Linked DNA regions of Homo sapiens: regions 1 and 3 are each linked to region 2. A link is a contact called in ENCODE Hi-C or POLR2A ChIA-PET data. All regions are on one chromosome and are shown on one strand. Each heading gives the region's core, a stretch centred on a gene start or an enhancer-like site at or near the end of the contact. The rest is flanking DNA. Distances are from core to core; before and after follow the strand shown. Region 1 overlaps LINC02357 (long intergenic non-protein coding RNA 2357). Region 2 overlaps RBPJ (recombination signal binding protein for immunoglobulin kappa J region). Region 3 overlaps STIM2 (stromal interaction molecule 2).

Region 1 (2,700 bases), core at 100-2,599, 300 kb after region 2:
TTGGATATTTAATACCTTTGGCAACACCTTATTTTCTTGAATTAGGGTCTTGTGGGTCTAGAAATGGCTTCCAAAACTATTTAGTCAATTTCCTCTTGGGGAGCGGTGGTAGAAAGGGGCAATCCTTCCTCTTACAGCTCAGGCCAACTTTCTATTTTGTACAGAGGTGAGGATATTAGTCATGATATGAAGGAGAATCCACGACATTTTGATAATTCTGGCATATGTACATCCGAAAATTGCAAATTTAATTTTTCTTAGCATACCAGAGAGACGAGTCTTCAAGGAAATGGGTCTGACTCTTGAGCTTTGTTTGGTGTTGCTTTGGCCAAATGATTTGGTGAGTCACTTGTTATGGCTTTCCCTCGGGGTTCAGTGTTGTTTTTCACTGTGCCCTTAAAACCAACTTCTAGGCCACTTAGGTGTCTTGACCAGACTTTCTGGGGCCATATTAATTCCAACCTCAGAAATTTTGTTCCTGCTTAGATATCCCCAGGTTTTCTCTCCCCTACATCTATCCTTCTACACAATCCAGATTTCAAGGTCCCTTACAGATCTCAGGTCGGTCAAGCCATCCTTGACTTGTGAAAAACCCTGCGATTTCTCCCATCTTTGAATGCCTTTTGGGATCATCATCAATATCTAATCTTTGCACTTGATCTCTAAGAATCATCTACATTGTTTAAATTTTTCTTAAGGGAAAAGGCTATGTCTTACGCTTTTTCTATATTTTCCAAAACACCTGCCCCATGTTGGGCATGCCCCAATCAATACTGGATTGATAAATGATTGAGAAGTCTTCACTAGGCCTACAGTTCATGCATCTATAAACATGGAGCTTCCCTTTATCTTTGTAGGGTTTGACCAGAATTTGCCCCCAGCCTTACCCGATTACAGGAAAAATAGTGTTCAAAGTAGGAAGCTAGTTCTGTGAATCCACATTTCCTTTGTTGGGCAATGATCTAGCTGCATGTGGCATAACATTTGCTGACACACAGTGTACTCACTCTTTTTTTTTTTTTTGGTCAGAAAAAGACTATTTCCATTCAAGTCACAAGTGGTGAAGGGTGGTGTGGTTTCTCTGTGACCTTAGGCGAGTCATTTCACCACCTTCAGCTGCAGTTTCCTCTTCTACAATTTTCCACCTCTAAGGTTGGCAGTTCTATGGTTTGGGGGCTGCTCAATGCTTCTAAGATCTCATCTAACAGATTTGTTTGCATGACAATGGGAAGGATTCTAAGGTTCAACTTCATTCTCCGCTCTGGATCTAATGTGGATGGATGGGGCCAGCAATGCTAGTAATTATTGGCTGGGACCTTCTCTCTGTATTAACCAGAGCTCCTTATATCATTCTAGCTAGCAGCTCAGAGCCTACCTTGAGGATGGCGGCATTAATCTGTCTGCTTAGGGACATCTAGACATTCTGCTAATCGTTCTTGCTACCACTATGGATATCCCTGATAGTGCAGAATCTTCTGCCTGTGGTTCTGTAAATGGGCCAAGTTAATTCTTCTGTTAGAGCCTTTGGAAAATTCAAGACAGGTACCAGTGACTAATAAAGTGACTAATAAAGGCTATATTAAATGCCCTTTCTCTTTCTTTTTTGTGGTTGATGCAACAACAAGATTGTCTAGTCTTGTTAGCCATAATTTTATAAGTTGTTGGCTTTGGTGATATATTTCTGCTTTATCATTTTAGGTGTCACATCTTGAGGACAGATGTCTTGTGTAAGACATGGGCTGATTTTCACTCGACAAAAATTGGCCCTTGTGTTAGAGGGAGAATAGAGGAAACCACTCTATTATTAGACTTTGAAATGAATGTTTATGGCCCTATAAAGTGACTAGCTAGTCTGCTGTCTGCCATGATTGAAGAGAGATCTAAAGCTAGGTCTAATTAAGAAATATCTATTATCTGATTGCTGTTGTGTTTAATAAGCTATTTAAAACAGAGAAATTATTTTGTGGAATTTAAAAAAGTGAGTTGATTGGATGCATCGGATTTGGACTTCTAAAGGATTTGCAGCATTTTTTCCTAAAAAGGCATTGTTCAGTGGGAAGTGACAGTGGGATTATTGCTCCTTGTTAAGTAAATTCAGCATGTGATTTATGTGCTTATATTTCCATGCACATTCAAGGAACCAATTCTCCTTTGAAATTTCCAAAATAGTGATGCCAAAAGAAAAAAAAAGAAGAAAGCGAGGAAGGAAAATCAGAGTTTCAGAAGAAAGTAAGCTGTTTGGATTAGAACTGAAACCACATGGGGTCCAGAAATCTTGTAATATTCTGCCCATTAAAAGTTCTTCTGCAAATAAATGTGCACATGCAAAAGTGGGGGTCGGAAAGCCATCCATTTGGATTCAGCAGCATGTCAGCCTAATTATACTAGACAATGCTGAGCTCAGTAATTCCACTTTTGATCCATTGCTGTGTGAAGTTCATTATTATCTGTTTCGAATTATTGTTCATTTCAAGAGCCGTACAATGAAAAAGCATGTCAAGACTGTGAAAGAGCCCTTGGCCTTCCCCGAAAGCTTTGTGAAACATTTCTTTGGAAACATTTCTGCTGAGATGGTGCATTGGCCGTGAGTGGGTGTAGGGGATGGGCGTCTGTGCTTCCCCTTTTCACATTTGTTTACCTTAAATACATCTCCATGGAAACAAGACCTGCTTCTGAGTTGACTTGAGGGTTGTCTGTAAG
Region 2 (2,700 bases), core at 25-2,524:
TGTGCGCCTGTAAGCCGGTGGCGGGCACCTGTAAGCCCAGCTACTCAGTAGGCTGAGGCAGGAGAAACGCTTGAACCCAGGAGGCGGAGGCTGCAGTGAGCCAAGATCGTGCCACTGCACTCCAGCCTGGGTGACAGAGCAAGACTCCATCTCCAAAAAAAAAAAAAAAAAAAAGTAAAAAATAAAGCTGTAAACACAAAATTCAGGAAATCTAAAGACATCTGTTATGGGTGCCACACCTTGACTACATACATACACACATAAAGACACTTGTGTGTGCACATATATGTATGTCATAAATCTGATGCTGAAACAATTTCTCTTGCATTTTTCCTGCACAAGAGCACTATGTTACAATTGCAGTAGGGACTGTGACAGTCTTCTGAATGTACGGCTTACACTATCAATCAGAATTCTGCAAAGAACGCTTTTTTTCTAAATTGAAAAAGAACATGAATCTACATAGAGTTCCATTTAATGAAGAGGTTTTGTGTTCTTTTTTCTGTTGGTAGAAATTACACAGACACAGTACCAGTCCAGCCTCCATCAAACCATGTTTGGCCAATTTCTTAGCAGCCAAGCCTTTGACACACAGTTTGGTATTTTCATGTACTTGAATCCAGCAGTGCATCTTTCCTTTTCAATAACAGAGACCAGAGCATTTATGGAGCCCTTCAGAATAAGGCCTAATGCACAAAGGAAAGACCATCAGTCAGGTTTATAAGGGGTTAAGCTACTTCAGAGAAGCCTGCCCCTAAGGAAAAAATTAAAGATGACAATTGCCACTTTTAAACACATATAAAATAGGACATTGTAGATATTCTACACGAGTTTAAAAATAATGCAATAAACTAAAATAAAATGATGGGAATCAAAATTCCTATGTTCAGAATGGGGGAGAAGAGATTTCCAAAACATTTTATGTAACACCATTACATGAAAAAGGAAATGCCTTTTTTGCTTGAGTGTTAATACAAAGCAATACATTTCTTCTTTTGAATTGTAACTTACATTATAATGATCAAACCTACATTTGTGGTAAAAATGAAAACCACTTTGAAGAAGCGGTCTTAACCACAATACAAAGCTTACTGGCTTTCTGCCAACGTGTATCTGAGCCATTAAGCTGTCACGTTGCCTTCCTGCATTGCTAGGACCAAAAGAGCAGGCCCACCAGCTAGTATCTGCTCACTCAAGCCTCACAGGAGGCCATGAGGCTCTGAAAGGGAAAAAAACAGCACAGGAGCACAAGGCTTGATGGTGCAAGATCTAACTGCAAGCTGCTTTGCCTTGGGTAATACTACAAGCTCATTAATGCTTCTACAAACATCTGACAATGTTTGCCTTTGGAAAGGTTTGGAATTGAGACTGGCCAGATCACCAAGCACTGATTAAAGTACACATCATCAGTAACTTATGGAAACACTAGTATAGGAGGGAAAGCCTTGAGAGAGTGAGTCGGGGTGGCAATGCAGAAGACAAGAACAAGGCCCCTAGGAAGTGGACACGATTTTCAGAGTTTTGAGTCATTCATGTTATGTATTTACTTGATACTTTGCTATGCTATGTATGAACTCAAATTGTACAAGCTGCAAAGGTGTTGTGTTACAGTTAATTTACTAGTTAACTGTCTAGTCAATCGCCCTACGTCAAATTGCTTAATTAAGAAACAAGAGACTAGTTTTTCTTTAAAGATGAGCTCCACTGTAGCTATTTAATTCTTAATATTCCTCCTCTCACCAACTTCTGCACAGGCATGTTTCCTAAAGTCATGTGGTGTCTCTACTGTCTACAGCACTAGTATTACTGATCTCCTCCCTCATCTTGCCTTCCACCACAGGCAGTTCACTAACAAATTCCATCAACTGGATTTCCAAATTATCTTCTCTATCTCCATTCTCTAAATCTGTAAGATTAGATGAAGTCTCATTGCCACTTATACCTGTAGCTTCCTCAACTGGCTTCATATAGCAAAGTAAACGAGACAGCAATAGACAAAATACATCTCCTTATGTGTATTCTCATTTAAGTATCATTAACAATCCTGAGAGGCAGCATTATTTCTAATTTAAAAAGGAAAAACGAAGGTCGGAAAGCCACAAGGTGAGGGTTTCCCTCATTCCTGACTCTACAATGATCAACAAAGGTTAAAGATAATGAGCCCCACATATAAAACAAATAAGGAAGCCATATTCTGTTCCATAAACTACTTATATTCTTTGCCTTTCCAAAATAATGACTTTATCCCAATTCACTGATAACATTTATTCTCTTTTCCCAGTAAACAAACCACCTATCATTATTTAATGTTTCAAAGAAATCACTTCTTAACCTGTAATTGATTTCTCAGCAAACCAAAACTGTTGAATCCCAAGGATGAAATACTGTAATATTCCAATTTGAGAATATGAAGCAATAGCATAAGGTGAAATAAACCAGGGAAATCTGTGTTAACAGCTGTAGAGATCACTCAAATTCAGACTCCTAAAGAATTATAACTAAGTAACCTAGCAATGAAGAAAATGTCATACCACTGTATTTGTGCTGAGAAAAAAAAATGCCAACTAGTTTCCACAATAAACTGGAAATGCACACTCAATATTTTAGGCTATAACTTTTAATCCTGGGCAGTATTTTTTCTTAATAGCATACATGCCCATTAGAGAAATATGGCCAAAGTTATAAGCTTGTATTATTCAC
Region 3 (2,700 bases), core at 192-2,691, 510 kb before region 2:
CTCCTCTGTTCCACTGAACCTCAAATTATGAGCTCACATAGCCACAACTTCCTTGTTTGTCAAATAAGAGGAACTGGCGCATGGTGATCAGCTTCTTAAAACTCAAGTATCTAAAAATCAGATTTAAAATAAGGTTTATATGTAATTTTCAATAAGCCATAATGGAATGTCTCAGTAATTAGGATAAATCAACACTGCATATTTACATGAATAGACATATACATATATATATATATATATATATATATATATATATATATATATATATATATATAACCTGAGGTGCTAAATTTGGCTTCATTCTCATAATACAACTAGCACTGAATGCTATATTTTCAGTTTTACTGCTCTTATAAACTACATAGCCTGGTAACCAAGGTAAACAATTTGTATATCTGAAAGTTACATTCTGAATTCACCCAGGCAAAACATAAACCTGAAAAAATAGTCAGAAATGAAAACTATGTCACAAATATCACACATTAAAATCCTACATGCTTTAGTTAAAGGAGGATCCTTCATACCATCAAGATTTACAATTCAAGCCTTGATACCCCTATTTTCCAGTCTTAGCAGATACCAAAAAATAAAATGACAGCTGTCCAGTAAATAAGCTGATACAATCATATGCTGATGACTCCATTTATTCACATTCAAAAATAGGGAAGCAAATCTATGGTATTAAAGTAAGGACAGTGGTTAACCTTAGGCAAAGGCACATACTGATTTCAAGAGGACATGAAGGACTTCTGGGTAAAGGCAACATTATGTTTCTCGATCTGGGTGCTAATAACATGTGAGTATTCACTTTGTTAAAAATGGTTGAAATGAGCTGTATACTGATGATTTGAGCCCTTTCCTGTACTGTTATACTGTATTTAAGTAAAAAGCTTTTGGAAAACTAGATATTACAGCAATTCAAAACCATGAAAAATAAGGTTGAACATGAACAGTGGAACACAAATCAACAATCCTTAAGAGTATCTGTGTTTTTGCATGTGTACTAACCCTAATATTGTACCCATTAACTGTACCCAATACATTCTGATTAAGAAAGTAGAGAAATAAGTCACACGTTTTAGAAATAATTTGACTCCAAAATGTTTGAAATAAAGCAAGTTTTATAATTCAAAGGAGTCAAGGTTCAATTACTCAAGAGGCAAGAGTACTGGTTAAGGATGTGAATCTTGTTGTGAGAATTCTGTCTCACCCACTTGCCAGTTCTGTGAACTCGTGTTTAACCTCTCTGGGTCTCCGTTACATTACCTATAAGATACGGATCTACCCCATAAGCTTGTGAGGACTAAATGAGTTATTTCATGTGAAGCATTCAGAACAGTTGCCTGATATACGTAAGTACTCAATAAATGGCTGTTCACTCATGTGGGATACTTAATCCCCCAATGGTGCTAAATAAACAGGGTGTTTCTACTACAGCCAACTGACAGATGAACACTGAAATGCAAAGAGCCCCTTCTTAAAATAGCTTGTACATTACCCTGCCTATACAACGACACAATTTCCTGTTAGTTTTCTTTATATTTAAATTTCCTAAAGCAGTTGCAGTAGAAGCAGTAAGTCACACTCCAGCCCTATTCTGGTTCTTTTCTAAACCTTTATTACAAACAGGTTTAAGAATTAAATAACCATTTCGAGCAGAGCATCATCATAGAAGGAAACTGTAGGATTTTAAAATACAGTAACAGCTAATGCTTTCTAAGAGTTATTATGTGGCAAACACTGTACTAAACATTTTCCTATACTGATCTTTATTGCTCACAACAACCCTATTAAGTGGGTATGTTGTTCACCCTGACTAAAATGGCCTAAGTCTCTTTTACTGGAGAACACATGTTATTTCATTTTTTTCACCTTCCTAACCAGGCACACACAGTCTCCCACATCGAAGGGGCTCAGGACTGTTTGCAGGAACTGGTTCGTTATACAGATGATTGCCTGTAACTCTCAAGCCCAACTTGCATTTGGGTGAGTTCTACAGTGAGCACCTTCTTTTCCAGAGAAATATAAGGAACTCAGGTATCTAATACCATTATTTCAGTCCCATTTGAGATAACTTCCTTGGTTTGCTGAGAGGCTCATCCATTTGTGACGTATTAATCAGGTAACAATCTGATAATACTACTGTTCACAGTAACTTTTCAAAGACTAAGATAAATGCTGAGGATCAATTTCATGGCTATATAATATGAAAATAAGCTATCACCATCATACCAAAATACATAACCTTGCAGATTTACATGGCTCACTCAGCACAGCTACACACTCTAACACTGTACATGGTGCTTTGTTTCTGTCAATTACAAAAGGAACATTTGATACAGCATTAAGTCTCCTTCAAAGAGATTAATAAACACAGCAGTAAATTTTCATTTTTAAATTAACCTTCAAAGAGTCTTTTCATATCTTATTTTAATTATACAATTCTATTTTTACTGCAGCTGTGTTACAAAGAATGGATCTGTTAAACTGCTTTGCCCACCATAATGTAACTTATTATACACTTTCGGCACCTCAGGCAATGTCCCAGCATATACTAATATACCTCATTCCTGTGTTTCTATAATACAGTAATTCCAAGACATTGTGCCAATCCCTCTGTTTTCCAAGGGAAAAAAATACCTAATTCACTGAACACCAAATTATATACAATATAAGACAGGTATATATGTGCATACATAT

The links. A loop is a pair of places that touch in the nucleus more often than their neighbours do. ChIA-PET counts read pairs that join two places held with the same protein, here RNA polymerase II (POLR2A). Pooled maps may share reads with other maps.
Region 1: a loop to region 2 is called in a pooled map, with 4 times the contacts of the local background. The contact joins two enhancer-like sites. A Hi-C loop is called at or near these places in 7 of 50 pooled maps. POLR2A ChIA-PET finds 5 or more read pairs at or near these places in 3 of 52 experiments (GM12878, activated CD4-positive, alpha-beta T cell and activated naive CD4-positive, alpha-beta T cell).
Region 3: a loop to region 2 is called in a pooled map, with 2.1 times the contacts of the local background. The contact joins two enhancer-like sites. A Hi-C loop is called at or near these places in 1 of 37 single-sample maps with no recorded cell type and 2 of 50 pooled maps. POLR2A ChIA-PET finds 5 or more read pairs at or near these places in 3 of 52 experiments (OCI-LY7, activated T-cell and activated naive CD8-positive, alpha-beta T cell).

The regions. Positions count from the first base shown.
Region 1 is chr4:26,074,725-26,077,424 of GRCh38, reverse strand. The region is part of intron 1 of LINC02357 (long intergenic non-protein coding RNA 2357); the gene reads right to left. Among named protein-coding and RNA genes, the nearest start is that of LINC02357, 5.3 kb to the right of the region's middle. RefSeq lists an enhancer at 2,414-2,493. Within about 2 kb of position 1,349, at least 4 of the 41 ENCODE cell types and tissues checked have a DNase peak (open chromatin) inside an H3K27ac peak, as active enhancers do.
Region 2 is chr4:26,371,390-26,374,089 of GRCh38, reverse strand. All of the region lies in intron 1 of RBPJ (recombination signal binding protein for immunoglobulin kappa J region), which reads right to left. Among named protein-coding and RNA genes, the nearest start is that of RBPJ, 52 kb to the right of the region's middle. RefSeq lists enhancers at 995-1,044, 1,220-1,720 and a silencer at 1,129-1,423. Within about 2 kb of position 1,274, at least 5 of the 41 ENCODE cell types and tissues checked have a DNase peak (open chromatin) inside an H3K27ac peak, as active enhancers do; they include OCI-LY7, where a contact is called at or near this core.
Region 3 is chr4:26,883,397-26,886,096 of GRCh38, reverse strand. The region is part of intron 1 of STIM2 (stromal interaction molecule 2); the gene reads right to left. Among named protein-coding and RNA genes, the nearest start is that of STIM2, 24 kb to the right of the region's middle. Within about 2 kb of position 1,441, at least 7 of the 41 ENCODE cell types and tissues checked have a DNase peak (open chromatin) inside an H3K27ac peak, as active enhancers do; they include OCI-LY7, where a contact is called at or near this core.